Linked DNA regions of Homo sapiens: region 1 is linked to region 2. The links are chromatin loops, found by intact Hi-C in ENCODE. Cell type or tissue: Caco-2. All regions are shown on one strand. Links, peaks and the distances in the headings refer to the core of each region. The heading gives the core; the rest is flanking DNA.

Evidence for each region. A loop is a pair of places that touch in the nucleus more often than their neighbours do. Peaks named below come from ENCODE experiments on the same cell type or tissue, not always from the same donor. Only the 100,000 strongest peaks of a DNase experiment are listed, where the experiment ranks them.
Region 1: a loop joins it to region 2, with 2.7 times the contacts of the local background. A loop is called at or near these places in 2 of 110 quality-filtered maps.

The regions. Positions count from the first base shown.
Region 1 is chr11:116,298,058-116,307,987 of GRCh38, reverse strand. No RefSeq gene overlaps it. Among named protein-coding and RNA genes, the nearest start is that of LINC02151, 200 kb to the left of the region's middle. In Caco-2, for the core only: no CTCF peak of the experiment used is centred there; no DNase peak of the experiment used is centred there.
Region 2 is chr11:116,361,075-116,371,004 of GRCh38, reverse strand. All of the region lies in intron 1 of LOC107987166 (a long non-coding RNA gene), which reads left to right. Among named protein-coding and RNA genes, the nearest start is that of LINC02151, 130 kb to the left of the region's middle. RefSeq lists an enhancer at 3,209-3,946. In Caco-2, for the core only: no CTCF peak of the experiment used is centred there; a DNase peak (open chromatin) is centred at 3,794.

The DNA of each region.
Region 1 (9,930 bases), core at 771-8,770, 63 kb after region 2:
TGAGTTAGTGATTGTGGTTGATATCCCTCAAACACAGCTGTGACTCCTCGTGATGTTAGGGAGAAGCATGGCAGTCCTAGGATTCTAGGACTGGAGGTGACTCATAAGTGGGTTAGTCAATTCTACTTCCTAGACCTCCAAATCCATAGGGAGGAAAGCATCTGTTCCATCTCCACACCTGCTGCATCTTAATGGCAAACGTAGCTATACCCCTAAAGGACTTTTCAAGCTTTCTTTGAAAATAAACTGTTCTCCTTGCCTGAATTTCTTAAATCTGTGGCTTGGCAGATAGTAGTGACATTAGAACAATTTTCTCTTTAATTCTTTTCCGTATACTTCCAAAGGAATTTTTATATTAATAATATCATTTGCTGAATTCAATTCTAATGAATATGGATTAATTTTCTGCATTATAGCTATTGATCTTAGGCCATTGATCTCAGGAAGGGAGAGTTGCAGCTCATAAATCCCTCTGTTCTGACTGAGGGTTCCCTGGGGGCACGGATGGGGAGGTGTAAGTAGCAAGAGATGGGAAAGCTAGAGTGGGTTGGCTCTAGAGGGATGAGGCTGGGGAAATTATTGTGAGGGGTGGAGAGAGAGAAGAAGACCCTCTTGGTCACATTAGGCTCTGTCCAGATAATCCTACTTACTATTCTCCATCCATGCCCCAGGATTTCCCATCCCTTTGCTTAGTCCGTGCTTCCCTTCCTATGCCTATAGCCCTTCCTCTTCCTCTCTGACTTGTTCAAACTCTACCTGCATTTCCAGACCCAGATCAAATGCCATGCTTTCATGAAGCATTTTTTGGTTCTCTCCCCCATCTATTGCTAATCGGAATTTCTCATTTTTTTTACATGCCTATAGTGCTTTATCTCTTAGGACGCTTAACACTTTCTGCTATGTCCACATCTTTTTTTCTTTTCTTTACTTTTTTGAGATGGAGTCTTGCTCTGTTGCCCAGGCTGGAGTTCAATGATGTGATCTTGGCTCACTGCAACCTCTGCCTCCTGGGTTCAAGTGATTCTCTTGCCTCAGCCTCCCAAGTACCTGGGATTACAGGTGTGTGCAACCACACCCAGCTAATTTTTGTATTTTTACTAGACACAGGGTTTCACCATGTTTGCCAGGCTGGTCTTGAACTCCTGACCTCAAGTGATCTGCATGCCTCAGCCTCCCAAATTGCTGGGATTACAGGCATTAGCCACTGTGCCTAGCCTATGTCCACACCTTAATTTCTGACTATAAACCTCATGAGGGCAAGCATACTGTCTATCTCTTTTAATACTATGAGCCCAACATCTAGCACAGACACACTCATTGAAATACTTGTTTAATGGATGAAGAGTTTGGGATCATAGGGATCAGGAAGTAAACTCTCCCTTCTGTTCCATAATTAGCTTTTCTTAAGTTTCACCATCCCCTGTTAAGTAATGAAGTGGTGTAGATTAATGGAAAGATTGTCCTATGAGACACTCTCATTCCCATTAGATTTGCAGTATCAAGTTGCCAGTCAAGTTGCTCTCAAATGAAGACAGCATAGCCTTCTGCTACAAAGAGAAGGGTCTGAACAGTGTTTGCCCTCTGTCCATTTTGCTCTGTCGTTATTGAATTGATGCATTCACTTATTAATGAAAGCACACTATTCTCACTAAGGCCCATCTCCCATTTCTCCTCTTATAAACTTCTTTCTTTCCTACCAGTCTCTCTCTTCTAGCCTCCTCTTACGTCAGCCTCTACTCTTCCCTTTCTCAATCTTCCACCTCCTTGGCCAGGTTTCTTCCATCCACTACTGGTAACTTACAAAATGCAACGGTGGTAGTGGTGATCATGATGATGGGGATGGAGGGTGTCTCCTCTGGTGGCAAAAAGGTACAAGCTTTGCCCTCAGAGTAGCACTGACAGGGTAAGGAGAGGAAGAAAGAGTTGCATAGCTTTGGGGACATATTTTCCTTAATAGGAATGTTAGAATGGGGAAGGGAAATTTTGGGCTGGAAGAACATTCCAATGTGGCTTCCAAATGTAGCTCCTGAAGTACTGCTGTTTTCATATGAGTCTCCAGCTTAAAATCTTTCTGGAAGTCTATCCTCTCAGCAGCAGAAAGTCAAACTCTTGGTCATCCATTCAAGGCCTGGCCCAACCTATGTCTCCAGCTCCATCCCTTATTACTCAACTTTGATCTAAAGAGATGGTCCTGTCATGATTCCTAGAAGAGGTAGGTCACATAGACGCAGACACCACATGGTGTAGGCAGAGCTGCAGGCTGTTCCAATGTTGCTAGAGCATAACATATGAGATGGGGAGTGCTGTACTCAGAGTTGGATAAGATCTTGTGGAGAAGGAAGTGTGAAGGCCAGATTCAAAGGTAAGGCTTCCGCTTTTGTCTCACTCCCTCATCGTACAGTTCCCTTTTAAGAGACATATTAGCCAGGGTCTAATCAGGGGACAGAAACTATGCCAGGTATCGTGAGCATTTTAAACATAGGGAATTTACACAAAAGACTTTTAAATAGCCAAGAATAATTGCTTACTAACTGAAAAGGCAAAAGAGAACACAAGGGTCTCAGGGACTTAGCAACTTCAGGAAGCAGCTACCATCCCTAGAACCGGGGGCCACACAGAGCTGAGAGTTAAACCTCTGAGAAGGGGGAACTGCTTGTTTGGAGCTAATGTCTCTGAGCTTGCAGAAGGGGCCCCATAGAGCTGAGACTCAAACCTTCTAAGGAAGTCTACAACTGATGGCTCTGAGGAGGCACAGAGAGTCCGTGTAGAGTCCGTGTTGGAAAAACTTCAAACTGTATTCAACTCCTGCTATGAAACAAATTGCCATTGCTGGGCAAATAAGTCTGACAGAAACAAGACTCCAAGAGGAAGGACCAAATTCCCTACTCATCTTCCAGCTCTTCAGTCTTCCTCCAGCAGCCTTGATTGACAGAGCCTCAATTGATACGGGTCAGTAGCCAAGTAGAAGCCCCAGCATCATAAAGCAGAATTTAGGAGGATGAGTTCAAATTGAAAAGACAAGTGTGTGACAGGTTACCCCTTTGGATACTCAATATTTATACAGTCCTTTCTTTGAACTTCTTACAACCATTAAAAACCATCTTATTCTTTTATCTGACAAGGTGCAACCTTCTATTGTACAAAGAAAGATATTCTCATTCTTTCCTTCAAAATGAGGAGTTGCAATCGTTCAACAGTCATTGGATTCATTTTTGGGAGACAGTCTCACTATCTACTACTAGGTTATGTTAATCCTCTCCTCAAAGGTAGTCACAGTTCCATCACCTGAATATTGTTTTTCCTTCAAGAGTAAATTGCAAAGTTAATCTCCAACAATGTGTATGGTGTAACATAATAAGGGAAGAAAGACAGAAAATAAAATAATACATACACACAGAAGAAAATATGTATAATGGCTACAGTCTTTGTGTTGATATAGCTGGTCATAAAGTGTGTGTGTGTGTGTGTGTGTGTGTGTGTGTGTGTGTGTCTGCCTGTCTATGCATGTGCAATCTTCCTTTTTCCACTACCTGTTTTGTGTTTTCATCATCCTCAGCCAGGACATCAGTTGGTCTGTATTTCAGTATTTCTTACTTGTTGGGATGACTCAAACCTTTATTCCTAAAGAGTCTGAATCCTTAGAGATCCTGTATATTTTTGTTTGCTATGATTTCTATTAACTTTTAACTTCCATTAGCATGGAAGTAGTGTGGGCTGCCCCAGAGAATTCCCTGAGCTCTAGGTATAGACATTTCTGCAACCAGCTCTTGAATCAATTACCCCAACTAGTAGAGTAATCCCCTTTTCTTATCTGTTGATTCAGTGGTACAGGAACCCAAAATGGCCAGAGAGGAGTCTCAACTTCCAATTCAGTGGAATCACGGTTACTTCTCCTAGTGGGAGCTTTTCTCCTCGGGATACAAGATCTCCAAACTAGCAGAGCTCAAAGTTGCAGTGACAGGAAGCAAAAATTCTGTGAGTTATTAAGTGTAATGGTGAGAGGAACCACTTCCACTCTACCCTTTGATTCTAAGATCTATGTATTCTAGCCATGAAAAAAATAGCACCATATATTGGTCCCTGATTCAAAGTGTATACTCTATGCTGTATGGCAGAACACCATTATTTCAGAGGGCTATCTCCTAATTGGAAGAACCACAGCTGAGACTTAAGTAGCTCATTTCACCATTATTTTAGGCCAGTTGTTTCTGGGTGATAAGGTATATAATAAGAGTGAATTCCATGGACCTGAGCCCGTTGCCACACTTCTTTTGCTGAGAAATGAATTCCTTGATTAGAATCAATGTTGTGAGGAACACCATGATGGTGAATAAGGCATTTTGTAATCCCACGGATAGTGGTGCTAGCAGAGGCATTACAAGAAAATGATGGCAAATCTATAACCCAGAGTACATGTCTATCCCATGTCTAACTCTCTGCCCACTTCATGATGGAGGGAGTCCAATGCAGTCAACCTGCTACCAGGTGGCTGGCTGATCCCTCTGGTAAATGGTGCCATATAGGAGGCTATGTGCTGATCTCTGCTTTTGGGAGGTTAGGTATGGCAATAGGGATAGGCAAGTTAGCCTTGGAGAGAGAAAGTTCATGTTATTGATCCCATGAATAGCCTCTATCTATGCCATCATGGCACTTTGTACCTAGGCCCACCGATCAAGTACTGGAGTGCCTAGGGAAAGAGTCTGACTGACATCCAAAGAATATGTTACATGTTCTCCCTGCTTAAGAGCCTCATCTGCACTGGATGCCCTTTGGTGAGGATTTATATGGCACACAAATATCCTCCTAGCTTCATAGCTGGCACAAGAGTTATGCCCAAATGAAAGGTCACTGCATCTACAAGAACAGCTCTCCCTCAACTTTTGCTTCTAAATGCTTCTAAGACAGTGGTAGTTGGTAAAGCCAAGCACAGGCTGAAGCTCAGCAGGTGGCATCTACCCATCTGGCCCTCCTTGGGGAACTATTTCTTCTTCAGGAGCTCTACTAGCACTGTCTGACTGTATAATTAATTTTCTTGGCACTTAGCTCTGGCTGCCTTGTGTTATTCTTCTTTACTTGCAAATACATGCTTAAGGACAAGTTTAAATTAATCCTTGAGGATGGCGCAGTATATACATCTTTACATCAACAGAGGCTTGCTATGTGGCTCTTACTCAGTAAATACCAAGATGCAGGGGAAAGAGTTTGGTATTTAGGATAAGAAGCCCTAAATTTGAGGTCTCTTATGTTCCTTCTCCACGTGCCCTTAGACAAGATTTCACATTCATCCCATCACCCCTAAATACAGTTTGTCCAGCAATGTGCTACTGCTTGATGTTTTTTGCCTCCACGCTTTTGCTTATGTTGAACATTCTCTTATTTTTATGAAAGAAGATGCCTTCTTTTTTTCCTTATAGAAGCTACAAGTCCCACAATGCACAGAATTCCCTTCAAGGAAGAGGCTAGTCACAATCTCTGAAAAGACTCAAAATGAGAGGTTTGTAAAGCAAACTGCTATGTCTGTTACTTCAGCTGGTCCCAAAGTTGTAGTTGATATTCCTCACCTTCCTCTAGATTTCTTTGCCCTCAGTGAGCATTCTGACTCATCTTGGTAGGGCCACCCTGCCTTTCATCCCTGAGGAGTCTGAGCCTTTAGTAGCCTTTTTTGGGCTGTGGTTGCTATAATGCATATTTAGTGTTATCTCTGGGCATGAAAGCACCAAGTGACATACCTGCAAACCTCTAGATACCAGACATATTTCTCCCTATTCTTATTGTGTAGCAGTAACCCCAAATCCTCATCGAAATCAGGGTGTGTTTCCCAGCCCGAATGGTAGTTTTCCTTGGCCATTATATATATGGCCATATTTTTGTGGCCTATTGGTCCATTGTTATGAATATCCCAAAGTAGTTAGATGATAGTCACAGCTTTCAGTTCAGCAAAATCTTTACTGTGTTCCCTGACACATGTATTCTGCCCCTGGGAACCCGGGCCTCTAACCTGGTTTAGTGTAGTGTCATGGAGTTAAGAAGGACAGATTCCTTATGTGGGTTACAGGAAGTGATGGTAAGAGTGACCATTCCTACTTGTACCCCTTGATTCCCATTTCTGTAAATTGTAGCTATTGGGGCTAGAGCAGCATACATCAGCTGTTATTTCAGCACATCTAATCCACCTTGGAGGATGTCATTCCATAGAGTAATGACCTTTGCTGGCATCTTAGTTGGAGCTTTAGCAGGTCAGTCCACTCTTCAACTGGACTGGCTATTTTGGGGTGATAGAGTACCATGTTAGATCAGTGTATCCCATGGTCATGGTCTTGGTCATGAGCCTATCAGTTCACCTTTTTTTGGGTCATAAAATGGGAGCTTTGATCCAAAGCAACATTGTATGTGATATCATGTTTATAGGTCAGACATCTGGTAAGCCCTTGGGTTGTAGCATCAGTGGAGGTATTGGAGGTATTATAGGCAAGGAAGGCAAAATCATCCAGAGTGACAATTCTGGCAAGGAAAAATTGGTGTAAGGGTCTGATGTAACAGAGCGTCTCCAAGTGGCTGGCTGGTTTCTGGAAAAGTTGTGCCATATCAAAGTTCAGGGCAGGTCTCTAATGTTGCATGTCAGGCAGTCATCAGTGGAAATAGCTCAATCAATCATGATGAGAGAGAACCCAGGCTTTGGGGTCCATGTGTAGCTTCCATCCCTTTGATCATTGCTGCTACTCTGTTTATGGGATCATTGCATCCACACTGGTTGGCTGAGGAGATGGGCTGGCTGATTCCATAGGACAAATCTATGGTTATTGAGCACTTCTTCAGTAGTAGATGATCTCTGGTGTGTATCAGGAGGTACAAAGGTCTTTGTGCTTTATGCCTACTCCTATAGGCTTATTTGCTTATCTCTTCACCAGACCTCCTTGTTCCTAACCTTCCAAGTGTGTTCCTTCCAGGTTCCTTCCAGCCAAACCACTTGCCACTCAGGAGTCCATGTATATACATAGCACAGGTTTCTTTTCCTTCACCTGTGGTCAATGACAAAGCATAATGTTCCCTGTCTGCCCACTGGGAATATTTACCACTGGGAAAATTTTCTTTAGTCACTCTTGAGTAGGGCTTTAATACAACTACAATTTTTGGCTAATATTAACTTATTGTACTTTTTACAAACCAGACTGAGGTCTTTCTTTTTCCTTAGTTGGTCATTTGAGGTATTAAATATGAATTAGGGGAGAGGCATCTTTGAATAGAGGTAGGAAACATGGAAGTCTAGCCCACCTATGAACATACTGCGACATAATTAGAAATATATATTTGGTCTCTGTCCTCAAAGACCTGTCACAGAGCTTCCTGGCACAGAGCTTCTAAGACCCTTGGAATCTCAGAACTGATAAGACTGTCTTTGTATATGTTAATGAAATGATGGTGGCTAAAAGCCACTAGATAGCTTCAGGGTGGGGACTGGTTGCTAGAGGAATCAACCATGTGATTAAAGGGTTGGAACTTTCAGCCCCATCCCCAAACCTCTAGGGAGGGGAGAGAGGCTGGATATTGAGTTCAATCACCAAAGGCCGATGATGTAATCATCCATGTCTGCATAATGGAACCTCCATAAAAACCCTACACAACAGGGCTTGGAGAGTTTCCAAGTGCAACTGGAGAGGACATGAAAGCTCTGTACCCCTTCCCACTAACCCTGCCCTATGTAATTCTTCATCTGTACCCTTAATAGTATTCTTTAGAATAAACCAGTCACAGTGAGTAAGGTGTTTCCCTGAGTTCTGTGAGGCATTATAGCAAATTATTGAACCTTAGGAGCAGGTTGTGGGAACCCCTGATTTGTAGCCAAGTGGGTCAGAAGTACTGAAGGTCCAGGACTAGTGATTGGCATTCTGAAGTGTGGACAGTCTTGTGGAACTGAGCCCTCAACCTGTGGGATCTGATGTCAATTCCAAGTAGATAGCATCAGAACTGAATTGAATTCTAGGACACGCAGTTAGTGTCCAGAGAATTGAAGAATTGTTTTTTGGTGTGAAAAACAAAAAACAAAAAACAAACAAAAAAAACCCCCACACATTTGGTGACATAAGTGTTGTGAGTAGAGAAAAAATAACTGTTTATGTTTTTTTTTTTTTTCCTCTAGTAATTCACTTGTGTCTTCTGGACCTGCTCTGGCTCAATCCAAAATGTGCTATGTCCATTATATGATGAATTTCTGTTGTGCCCACTCAACCTTATAGCTTGGTAGATCTGATAATGCCCAGATCCTAATGGACACCTCTGGTTACATAGTTTCTTGATTTCACACATGTCTCTAGGGCCCAGTAGCATGTCAGGGGTCTCTCCAGTTGGTGCTTACAAAAGACTCCACAAAATAATCTTACATACTATGGATAACTCTCTCTGCCTCTGGTTTACATGGCCTGAGTGGCATGACAGCTTGTACCCTTAGCCTAGATATGCTGCAAAGCCTGTTCTTGTTGAAAGCCTTCCAAGGCACCTGTTAATAGGTCAAAGCAGTATTCCCAAGTACAGTTTATATCCCAAATGTATGCCTTTTTCTTAGTGGTAGGAGATGTTAGATCTAAGAACTTGTCATTTATCTTGGAGACAATGTCTCAGCCTGTCCCAGATCACTAGAGTACTGAAAGCTTCACCTATCTGACAGAATTCTCAATCTTCATGGAATTTTTCTCTTATTTGCTGCACTCATTTTCCTTAGTAGGTTATCTAGAGCAGTAATATTCAAAGTATGGTTTGTGAGTGAAGCTGACTTATGAACTATCTGTCCCCATTCTGCAGTGAGATAAATGCAGAAATTGAAAGGTAAGCTTTTAGAAAATTTTATAGCAACTTGACATTGTGGTGACATCTAAGTTCTTGATAAGTAGATTTGTCTTACTTAACCAGGTTAGATGCATTTTGGCTGTTATTGAACTCACACAAGGAGTTCTGTGTAGTATAAGCTGTGTATTAGTCACATTATAATGTGATATTTTAAGGATAGTTTGTCAACTGTAATCTCTGTAAGTAAAACCATGAATCAACTTCTTTTATTAGAAGATAATCTATGTTTAAGTATAATTTTATAAGATAAAGTATTGGGGATGAATAATGAGGAACTGAAGAATGATTTTGAAAATATAGCATCACTCATATGCTCATTGCCATACTACTTACAATAGCAAAGACATGGAATCAACCTAGGTGCCAATGAATGCTGGATTGGATAAAGAAAACGTGGTGCATATACACTATGGACTACTATGCAGCCATAAAAAAGAATGAAATCATGTCCTTTGCAGCAACATGGATTGAGCTGGAGGCCATAATCCTAACTGAATTAATGCAGGAACAGAAAACCAAATATGGCATTTTCTCGCTTATAAGTGGGAGCTAAACATTGAGCACCCATGGACATAAGCATGGGAACAGAAGACACTGTGGACTACTAGAGTATGGAGGGGAAAGAGGGGGTCATGGGTCAAAGAAACTACTTGTTGGGTACTATGCTTGCTACCTGAGTGGAATATACCCATGTAACAAGCCTGCATATGTACACGCGTATCTAAAATAAAAGTTGAAAAAAAAATATAGCATCACTTGTTTCCTTTTGGATAAAAGTTGAAAATGAATACCCTGAGATTGCTCAAAATGATTTTAAAATATTTTCTTCCATTCCTGGCTACATGCCTTTTTAAGATTAGTTTCTCTACTATGAGGGTTATGTCATTGAAATAAATCATAGAAATGATTTAGATATACATTATTCCTTGTGAGTAGGATTATCATCAATTTAATCTAGTTTAGATAATTTTATAAGCAAGAAGCAAGCATGCTTAAAGGTATTTAATATGGGGAAAATCAATATTTTGCTCATAACTTTTTGTTTATTTATAAATAAAGAATGACAAAAAAAGTTTGAGCCAAGCATGG
Region 2 (9,930 bases), core at 668-8,667:
CCCCACCCTGTTTTAAGTGCTTGGTACATTCTAAGTGTAAGAGGCTGAATCGAGAGGCATGACCTCCTAATTGGGGCAGGACCCTTGGACCTGCTATCCATATATCAGATGTCCCAGGAAGGGTTGCTCCTCTTTTTCAGGTCAAGTGAGAAATTAGCAACCTTGAATTCTGGGGCAATTAAGCATTTGTGGAACTCTCACACAGTGGCTTGCAAAATCTCCATTTGATGGATAAATCATATGGGAAAATTATATTCTCAACCTATAATCCCAAGAGCATATACCTGGCATTGTTTTTATCAGGTAGTTACTTTGCCTTGCAGTCAGGGTGCCCATAGCACCTTCCATTTATCCTTGTTGTGGTTATCTACCCGTGAGCTCCTTGATGGCAAGGTTGTGTGTGGGCCAAATTTGTGTCTTCAGCACCCAGCCCAGAGCTGGCACATGGCAGACACCTCAATATGAGTTGATAAAATAAATTCATGAATAAATGAACTTTCCTTGTATTCTGACCAAGGCCCCTGAGTAACCAGAGTTGTCATTTATAAACCACAAAGTGTTAAATGTACAGAAAATGGCCCGGGTTAGAATCAATCTTAAACCCACTGGACCAGGCATTGGACCATGGGCCAGGATCTGGAGGCTCAAATCTGGAGGTAAATTCAGGTTTTTTTTGCTAGTATTAGGTACTCTCAGCTAAGTCCCTACACCTCTCTGGGCTTTGGTTTCCTTGTCTATAAATTGAGAGACTCATGCTTGGAGGTCTACAGCCTAGACATTCTGAGACAATTCCATCTGTGCCAAGCTCTGCAGCCCAGCTTTGAGTGGATCAAGTTGAATGCTGCATCTTGGATCTAATCTGAGTCCCATTGCCTGGTAAGGCTATGCATGGTAATGTCCCATCTTAGAAGTCCAGGAGAAGGCTCAATTGATTGCATGATGTCTGCTGGTCCACTCTTGCCGTTGTCTGTTTTTGGTTTCAGTTGCCACTCTGTAAACAAGGACCAGGCTTGGCTCTCTAGTTCCCTAAGCAGGAGGGCAGAGGAGGGAAGTCCCACCCTTCCGGACTTTGCTTGCCATCCAAGCTTTCTTTGACTCTTGGCCGCACCTCAGATATTTCTTTCCCGACCCTGCAGTCAGCCCAGATTTATCCCGCCTCGTGTCTCTCATGTAAAATGCATCTCCCGACACTTTACCAGGTTAAATGATTTAACAGCCGAGGCAGAGAGAATTAGGGGTCCGGGAGCAGGAGGCAATGCCTGCTTTTCAGATGAGATTGGAAAGGAGATGGAGATTGGTGGTGATGATAATCTCTTATTTTAATAATATAAAATAACTGTCCCACTGAATCAGAGTGAGCGATGAATTCTGTGGCCTGGGGTTAGAGACAGCCCAGCCTGGAGAAGAGAGCTGGGGGGATGTGGAGATGCCTTTCTGTGGCTCCCTCTCTCTTGTCTTTCTCTTTTGAGGATTTGTGCCAGCATCATCCTGTGACTGCCCCTGAACTGCCATCAATAAAAATGCGGGTAGCCAGGAAGACTGAAGGGGAGAGTGATAGATTTGGGGAGTGTGTGTGTGTGTGTGTGTGTGTGTGTGTGTGTGTGTGTGTGTCAGACAGACAATGAATGAATGAATGAATGAATGAATACAAATCTGGGGAAGCTGATAACCACTGTGGTCATCATTTTCCTTTATGATCCATTGCTAGGAGATACTCCAATCTGTGACCCTGGAAAGGGGTCCGAAGGTGAGGGTCTAGACCAAATGACCCCTAGGAGATGTGGAGACTGCTAGCTGGGGCAGTCACTCACAGGAGGCTTGGTCTCATCCCATCAAACTGCAGGGGGAGTGACCTACTCCTCAATTCGTGCCTCAATGGGCAAACACATGTTGAATCCCTATCATGTGCTAATCTTCCTGAGGTTGACTGGGCCAGACCAGGGAGGTTCCACAAGGAGCCGGGTGGTGGGGAACAAACTCTGTGACACATGTCAGCTCAGCAGGGCTCCCCTGCACAGTGGGCTGCTAATAGCTGAGGAGCTGTAGACCTGTCTTCTTCCCTGGGATTAATTCATTACTCCAGCCCTACTCGGATTCCGTCAGGTTCAAACGTCAGAATTTAATATGAAGCTAATGAGTCAAATGCTCTCTCTATCTCTCCCTGTCTGGGGCTCACTCTCTTTCCCTTTTCTCTCTCTGCAAATCATTGCAGATGCCAGGGGTCATGTGGGTTGGAGCAGAGCTATGGCTGCCTGGGCCGCAGAGGGGCCTTCCTCCCCTTCTTTAGTGAACAGGAAACCTGCTCTCTTTACTGCACTTGTTTATCGTGAAGATCAAAGTGCTAGGATGATGGAAGCCCACTCCTGCTGGGGTTCCCTGAGTCAAAATCATGGGAACACACGGAGAAGTGAGGAGAACTGATAACAGGGAGAGCCTGATTCCTTGCACTTGGAATTGCTGCTCCTCATTAACCAACAACCGTTTCTGAGAACTCATTATGTGTTGGGTCCATGCTAGGCACTAAGGATACAAAGTTGAATGGGTTGATTGGTTCATGTTTTATAATAAATGTTTAGTGAATATGTAAAGAGGCAGTGGGGTATGGTTGTTAGAGTAGAAGGCTCTGGAACAAGACTTCTTAGGTTTGGATCTGCTGCTCACTGGTTGCATTAACTTAGGCAAGTTTTTTAGCCTCTTTGCCTCTATTTTCTCATCTGCAAAATACAGATAACAAAACAACATTTTCATGCAGTTGTTATGAACATTAAATGGGTTGATACAAGTAAAGCTAGCAAATACTAAATAAATTTAGTTATTGTTCCTATGTGGTAAGAACTTAGGGTTCCAGTTTCTTTTCTGTTTTTTTTTTTTTTTTTCTTTTTGAGATGGAGTTTCACTCTGGTTGCACAGGCTGGAGTGCAATGGTATGATCTTGGCTCACTGCAACCTCCGCCTCCTGGGTTCAAGTGATTCTCCTGCCTCAGCCTCCTGAGTAGCTGGGATTACAGGTGTGTACCACCAGGCCAGGCTAATTTTTGTATTTTTAGTAGAGACGGGGTTTCACCATGTTGGTCAGGCTGGTCTCAAACTCCTGACCTCAGATGATCCACGTGCCTTGGCCTCCCAAAGTGCTGGGATTATAGGCATGAGCCACTGCGCCCGGCCGGGTTCCAGTTTCTAAAATAGAATGAGCCAATATTGAATAGCAGCTTACCTTGTATCAGGCAATGTGATTTATACGCATTAACTTATTTAATCCTTACAATAACCTTATAAGGTAGGTCTCATTATCTTTATTACCGTTTTACACAGGAGAAAGCTGAGACTAAGGTCTGCTCTTGCTGAAGGGCACCCAGCTAGAAAACGATGGAGCTGGAATTTGATCTTTGCTCTGTTGGACTCTGAGTCTGGGCTTTTGGCCACAGTTTGATGTCTTGGGGAGACAGAACATCCATAATTACAGAAATAATATTATCTTGTAACACAGGTCCAAATACAGCACTGTGGGATCCACAGAGAATGATGTGGCTGTCTCTGTTGAGGGAGGTCAAAGAGGGTTTCCTGGTGGAGGTTGAGTAAACATTCCTTCAGTGTATGGAGTAGGGCAGGCAGGAAGCAGAAGGGCCGGTGAAAAGCAGGGTGCATTTGGGACCCTCTAACTAGAATGGCTGGAGGGAAGGTGAATGACGGGGAGTGCCCAGGATTGAGACTGGGAAGGCAGGTGGGGAATGCCTCACACAGGGTGCTGTTGACTGTGAATCAGACATAGGTATTCTGTGAGAACAATGGGAGGCCAGGAATGTGAGGCTGGGGAAGTTGCACAAGACATGCACTATGGAAAGCTCTTTCCCTGCTGAACTGTGGAATACAGATGAGGGCCTGGGAGGCCTGAGGCACGGAGGATGCTTAGGGCATTGCTGCAATTGCCAACTTGTTGCTGTAAACAGGATGACTCCACTCTCCATCCAGGAGACCAGAGGGTGAGTGTAAAAGGAAGAATGGGATTTACAGGTAAAAATGGAGGTCGTGTCTATTTCTGATCCTGGGAAGGAAACAGTGTGACCCAGCCAGGGAAAGAGGGTGTCAGCTCTCAAGACTGCCTGGAAGTAGATGAGTGAGATGTGGATGCACAAGGGGTGCAGAGCAAGTTTATCTGAGAAGAGAATAAGTTTTAACTGACATTTAGTGGTCAGCAAACCAAGCATGCATAGCCAGGGAGGCAGGCAGGTGAGAGGACTATTCCAGGTTCAAGTCAGGAGGGTCTTGAGTTGGAAGAAGGAAAGCCTCTGCTGGGTTAACACAGGAGGCACAGGCAGGGGCACAAGCAGAGGGCAGCGTCCCAGGCAAAATGTGCCCTGCTGGACAGAGCTGGCAGTGTCAGAGCAGCAGCTTCAGTCTAATGGAGGTAACTAGGGACCCAAATGGGAGACCAGACAGATTCAAGAAGGCACTGAGGATCCCATGGCACCTGGGAGAGGGCCAGCCTTTATCTGCTTGGAGAGAAATTCAAATATCTCTTAAGTATTCAGCAAAGAAAATCTTGAAATGGCAAGAGACCACCGCCTGGGGCCCTCAAAGGCTGTGCCCAGCAAGTCAATATTTTGCTAAGTGCTCAGTTTGCAACCAGAAACAATCACTCTGCAAACATATTTCTTTTTATAATTCTTGGTATTTTTCTCTTGTTTTCCTTGCAAAGTTTGTTTTCTTCACCCCTCTTCAATCCCATTTTGGGCATATTTGCAGATCTAAGAGGGAGAGCTATGCCTCCGTGGCTGGCTGGGGTAGCAGCCACAGTCTCAGTCAAGAAGAGCTAAAAGCAGGTATCTGGAACATGCAGAGAGGTGAGAGCAGGGCCTGTCGGGCCAAGTGAGGAGGGATTTTGGCCATTTTCCACTGTGGCCGTGCCTTTGTGATAGGTGGCATGTAGCTCTGATGGAAATAGTCAGGTGGCCCAAATAAATGGAGACCCACGAAGGCTTCCCTGATCCGTTCTTTTTAGAACAACCATAGCTGTTTAGCTAGAGCTATTCTAAAAAGCTCTGTGACTCATGCTTGGCCTTATGTTATAGTCATTCTTGCACATGGCTTGCTCTCTGTACTGGGCTGCAAGCTCCCTGAAGGCTTTGCTGCTGTCATACTGCTATTTTCAACATGGTGTGTTGGATCAGGGGTGGGTGGGTCCCAAGTTCAGGCTCCAGTCCCCAGAAAGGCAACACTTAAGAATGATCTCAACCAGAGATTCAAACTGTGTTGCAAGCCAGCCCATCAAAATGGGAATCTTGGAATAGGGTTCACCACAGAGACCCAGGGATTCTACCTGGGGCACTCAGGGTGAGGATGGGAGAGGGACCTGGAGATTGGGCAGAAGGCAGAGGCACCTTGCTAGAGCCAAGAAAGAGGTAAGAGATTACTTTCCATCTCTATCACCCAGGTCACTGCAATAACCTCCAAAGTTGTATCTACTCTTCAGTCCAGTGGTCCCCAACTTTTTGGCACCAGGGACTGGTCTCGTGGAAGACAGTTTTTCTACAGACCATGGCCAGTGGAAGACAGTTTTTCCCACGCACCAGAGTGCATTACATTTATTGTGCACTTTATTTCTCTTATTATTATATTGCAATACATAATGAAATAATTATACAACTCACCATAATGTAGAATCAGTGGGAGCCCTGAGCTTGTTTTCCAGCAACTAGATGGTCCCATCTGGGGGTGATGGGAGACAGTGACAGATCATCAGGCATTAGATTCTCATAAGGAGCTCACAACCCAGATCCCTCACATGTGCAGTTCACAATAGCGTTTGCACTCCTATGAGCATGTAATGCCGCCACTGATCTCACAGGAGGAGGAGCTCAGGTGGTAATGCAAGCAATGGGGAGTGGCTGTAAATACAGATGAAGCTTTGTTTGCTCACCCGCCGCTCACCTCCTGTTGTGTGGCTTGGTTCCTAACAGACCATAGACTGATACTGGTCCCCCAGGGGTTGGGGTCCCCTGCTTTAGCCTGTCCCTGCTTCCAGTTATCAGCCAGTTGACCATCACTCTGTATCCCTCTCCATTTCAAAATCCTTCAATGACTTCCCATGGCCTCAGAGAAAAGCCCAGACTCCAAAGCCCTAGTTGACTCAATTTTCCACTCTCTGCTCCCTCCACCCATGCAACATTTGCTGTTCAAGACTGTAGCTTATTTATAACCTTCCCCCAACTTAATGTACTTTACAATTTCCTGCCTGGACACCTTTTCAGAGGCCTCATCCTGTTTTTGCATACGAACACCTACAGCCACTCCCTGAGCCCAATTTAGGAAGACTTTTTTTTTTTTTTTTTTTTTTTTTTTTTTGTGGCTTCCCTGGCCCACATTCCTTTTTGGGCTAACATCTGGTGAGTGTGTACCATGTGCCAAGCACTTTATGTGTGTTATCTCATTTAGCCCTCTCTGTAGCTCGAGTACTTCAGCTCTGCTATTAATTCCAAAGGTGAAGTACCTTGTTCAAAGTTACATAGCTGGCAAGTAGCGGAGTCAGTAGTGAACCCTGGCGCTTTGAAATCCCAAGTATTGTTCTTAATCCTGTCATATACAAAATAATCTGTTGATCCTTTCACTTGCTATGTAAAGAATACATACCCTCCTCTCCCTTCTGTCACCCTCTGGCCACCAAGGACCATGGGTACTATGTGAAAATGTAGAATTTGCGATTTCTAGTTTGGAGGCAGCGTGATACTGTAGAAGAATACTGAACGAGAACACAGGAAGCCTGTCTTCTGGCTCTAGTACTGGGCAAGTCACCTAACCTTTCTGAGGCTGTTTTTTTCTTTGTTAAAAGCAAAGGATAGGCTGGGCACGGTGGCTCACACCTGTAATCTCAGCACTTTGGGAGGCCGAAGCAGGCGGATCACCTGAGGTCAGGAGTTCGAGACCAGCCCGGCTAACATGGTGAAACCTCATTTCTACTAAAAATACAAAAAATTAGCCAGGCGTAGTGGTGTGCACCTGTAATCCCAGCCACTCAGGAGACTGAGGCAGGAGAATTGCTTGAATCCGGGAAGTGGAGGTTGCAGTGAGTGAGCTGAGATCGTGCTGTTGCACTCCAGCTTGGGGAACAAGAGTGAAACTCTCCCCGCCACCCCACCCCCGCAAAAAAAAGCAAAGGATAACTTCTATGACGGGCCCAGTGAGGGTCAAATTAAGTAAAGTTCATGACAGCACTCTGTAAACTGCAAAAGTAAGGTGGAATTATTATTATTATCATTTTTATTATTACTTTTCAAAGGTGAATTATATCTTGAATAGAATACTAGGCAGTTTGCAGACAGGGTGTCCTGAATAGCAAAGGACACAAGAGGAAGGTCTGCAAGCAGATAGTTGGAAAACTCTTGAAAGTCTATTGGAGTTGGTTAGCTTTAGTCAACGCCAGCAATCAGGTCAAGATACCTCCACTAGGATGCCACACAGGCAAGAATGAAATAAACTTCAAGGTGTTTGTGAAGCTTCTAATATTGGACAATTCTGGGGAGACCCATCAATTTCATTAGAAAACTCAGTGGCATCCGTGGTCCCAAGAAAGTTTAGAAAACAGTGGCCTAAGGAAAGGGGTTTGGCCATGGAATGTGGCAATAGCTAATAGCTGGGAAGAGGGTTGCTTTGATTCAGAAACGTAGGCATAGATGGGGAAGTCCTAGGGGTGACTGGGAATGGGGTCCCATGGCCAGCCTATTTGGAGCCCACCTGGCAAGGTCCTGGACAAGCTGTACTCCAGGCTAGTGGGGGGTTTTCTAAAGAGGCAGCCTTATATCTACATATGGGGTCAGAACTGTCTAGAGACAAGAGGGATATCCAGGGAGCAGCAAGTTCCCTGTCATAAATGTTCAGGCACTGGATGAGCCCATCACGGGCTTTGTGGAAAGATTTTAGCATTATGTAGACTGTTGGGCTAAAAGGTGCCTGCATTTCCTTACATCTTTGAACTGGTTGTTTCTCTGATGAATGTGTTGAGCAGTGTTAAGCAGGCAGCATCACTTAGGTGAATACCCATACTGTATCTACCCTGGGCCCCCCAATTCCTCAACCTGCTGTGATTCCAATTTTGTATTTCTTAGATGGCTGTGCATGAGATTGTTCCACAGCTCACACTGAAGAGATCAACATGGAAGAGAACAGGTTTGAGCTCGGTCTTTGAGGCCATGTCTAGGTAGGAGAAAGTTGTCTTTGTGGAGCTGTCAGAGCCGAGAGCAGACTGTGTTCCAGAGAGCAGTAGACAGACCCAGACATAAGGTGTTTTGAGAAAAAGGGCTTTGCTCTCAAATGTGTTTGGAAAATTCTGGGTGAGACAAAGTTAAACAGTTTTTGTTTTTGTTGTTGTTGTTGATTTGCTTGTTTGTTTTACTTCTTTGAACCTGTGACTTTCCAGGATGGGAGCATGATATGCAGTTATCTCCTGGTTTTGTTTTTTTGTGTGCATGGAACCTTTTCTTCCTCCAAGGGGCAATTCTCAGGGCTAATGCTCCAAAGAATATGCCAACGTTGTCCAAGACAACTTGTCAGATGCTTTCTGTCTTTTCCACTCCCAGTCTGTCTCTCCTTTCATTTCCCCAATCCTTCTCTGCAGCCAGGATTCTGTAGGGAGACATCTGGAGCCTCAAGAAGACCCTTCCTCAGCCCAGTAGGATTTCTGCAAGTGGTATAGGTTTAGGCGTGTAATGAATTTAGATTTAATTTGCAAGTGAAAAAGCTTGCTTTCTTTTGTAGCTTACACCAAAGCTCAAACGTCTAAGCTTCCAGGGTTTAAGTCTAATTAACTGTATTTCACAGCTTATTTAAAGAAAAGAATGGAGGCATTAAAATTGTAAAATCTAATTTTTGAGTAAATCTTTCAGTGCAAAATTAATGTCGCAGTATTAGAGCCGCCTTGGCAATATATCTCTTGTCTTCAAATTTCAAAATGAGCTTTTGCAAACATGAAATTATTCATTAGACTGTCTGGTAAAGAGATAAATAAGTGTCTCTTCAAATCCTCGATCTCCTCTTCTCTATTTAGCCAAAGACGGAGTTATTTGGTTTGAGGGGCCAAGAGGGTTGATCAGATTTTTGAATTTCGACAGGTAAGGAGAGAAGCAGAAAAGCAGAAGCTTTTGTCTGTCAAGGGAGTTGGGACACAGACAATCCCTTCTTTGTTTCTTAGTCTACTCCTGAGGGATCAATTGGCTTTGGGGATCAATGAAATATCTCAGCAGTTACACTGGAGCCAGGGGCGGGGTCTGCTTGGGCAGCCAATTGGCTGAAACATCCAGATTCTCTAGTACCTCCAGGTGAGCATTTTTCCGTTCATTCTCATCACTAAGTGATCAGCGTCCTGTCAGGCCCATCACTGAGGCATCTTTAACTTCTGAACTCTTCTGTTTGTCCCCATTGTTATGGTCCCAAGTCAGGTTCTCACCCACCTGCCTTTCCATTCTCATCTGCCACCTCTTTCTCTCCTGGGCCCCATGTCGTGGCCTCACTAGATGTGCCCAGTGTGTCCACAGTTCTGAGCTTTGCACAAGCTCTTACAGAACCCAGACCACTTCCTCAACCACTCCTCCTGCCCACTAAACTATGAGTTCCTCCAGGACAGGGAAGGTATCCAGTTCTTTGTACCCTTATTATCTAGCACAGCACCTGGTATACAGAAGGTGCTCACTAAATGTTTGTTGATGATGATGAAGATACTAATGAAATATATCCAAAATGGATATTCAGGAACTTCAGGTTAGTGCTTTCCAACCTTTCATTTCACTTGGTAGCTGTTTCCTTTTAGCTGCAGTATGAGGCTGGTGGGGACCGGAATGGAGGAGCTGGGTGTGGGGGTGCCTCAACCTGGAAGAGGTCATTCTGAGGGATCACGAGGTATGGAAAGAACACCGCTGGGTGAGAATTTAGCACTGCTCCCTA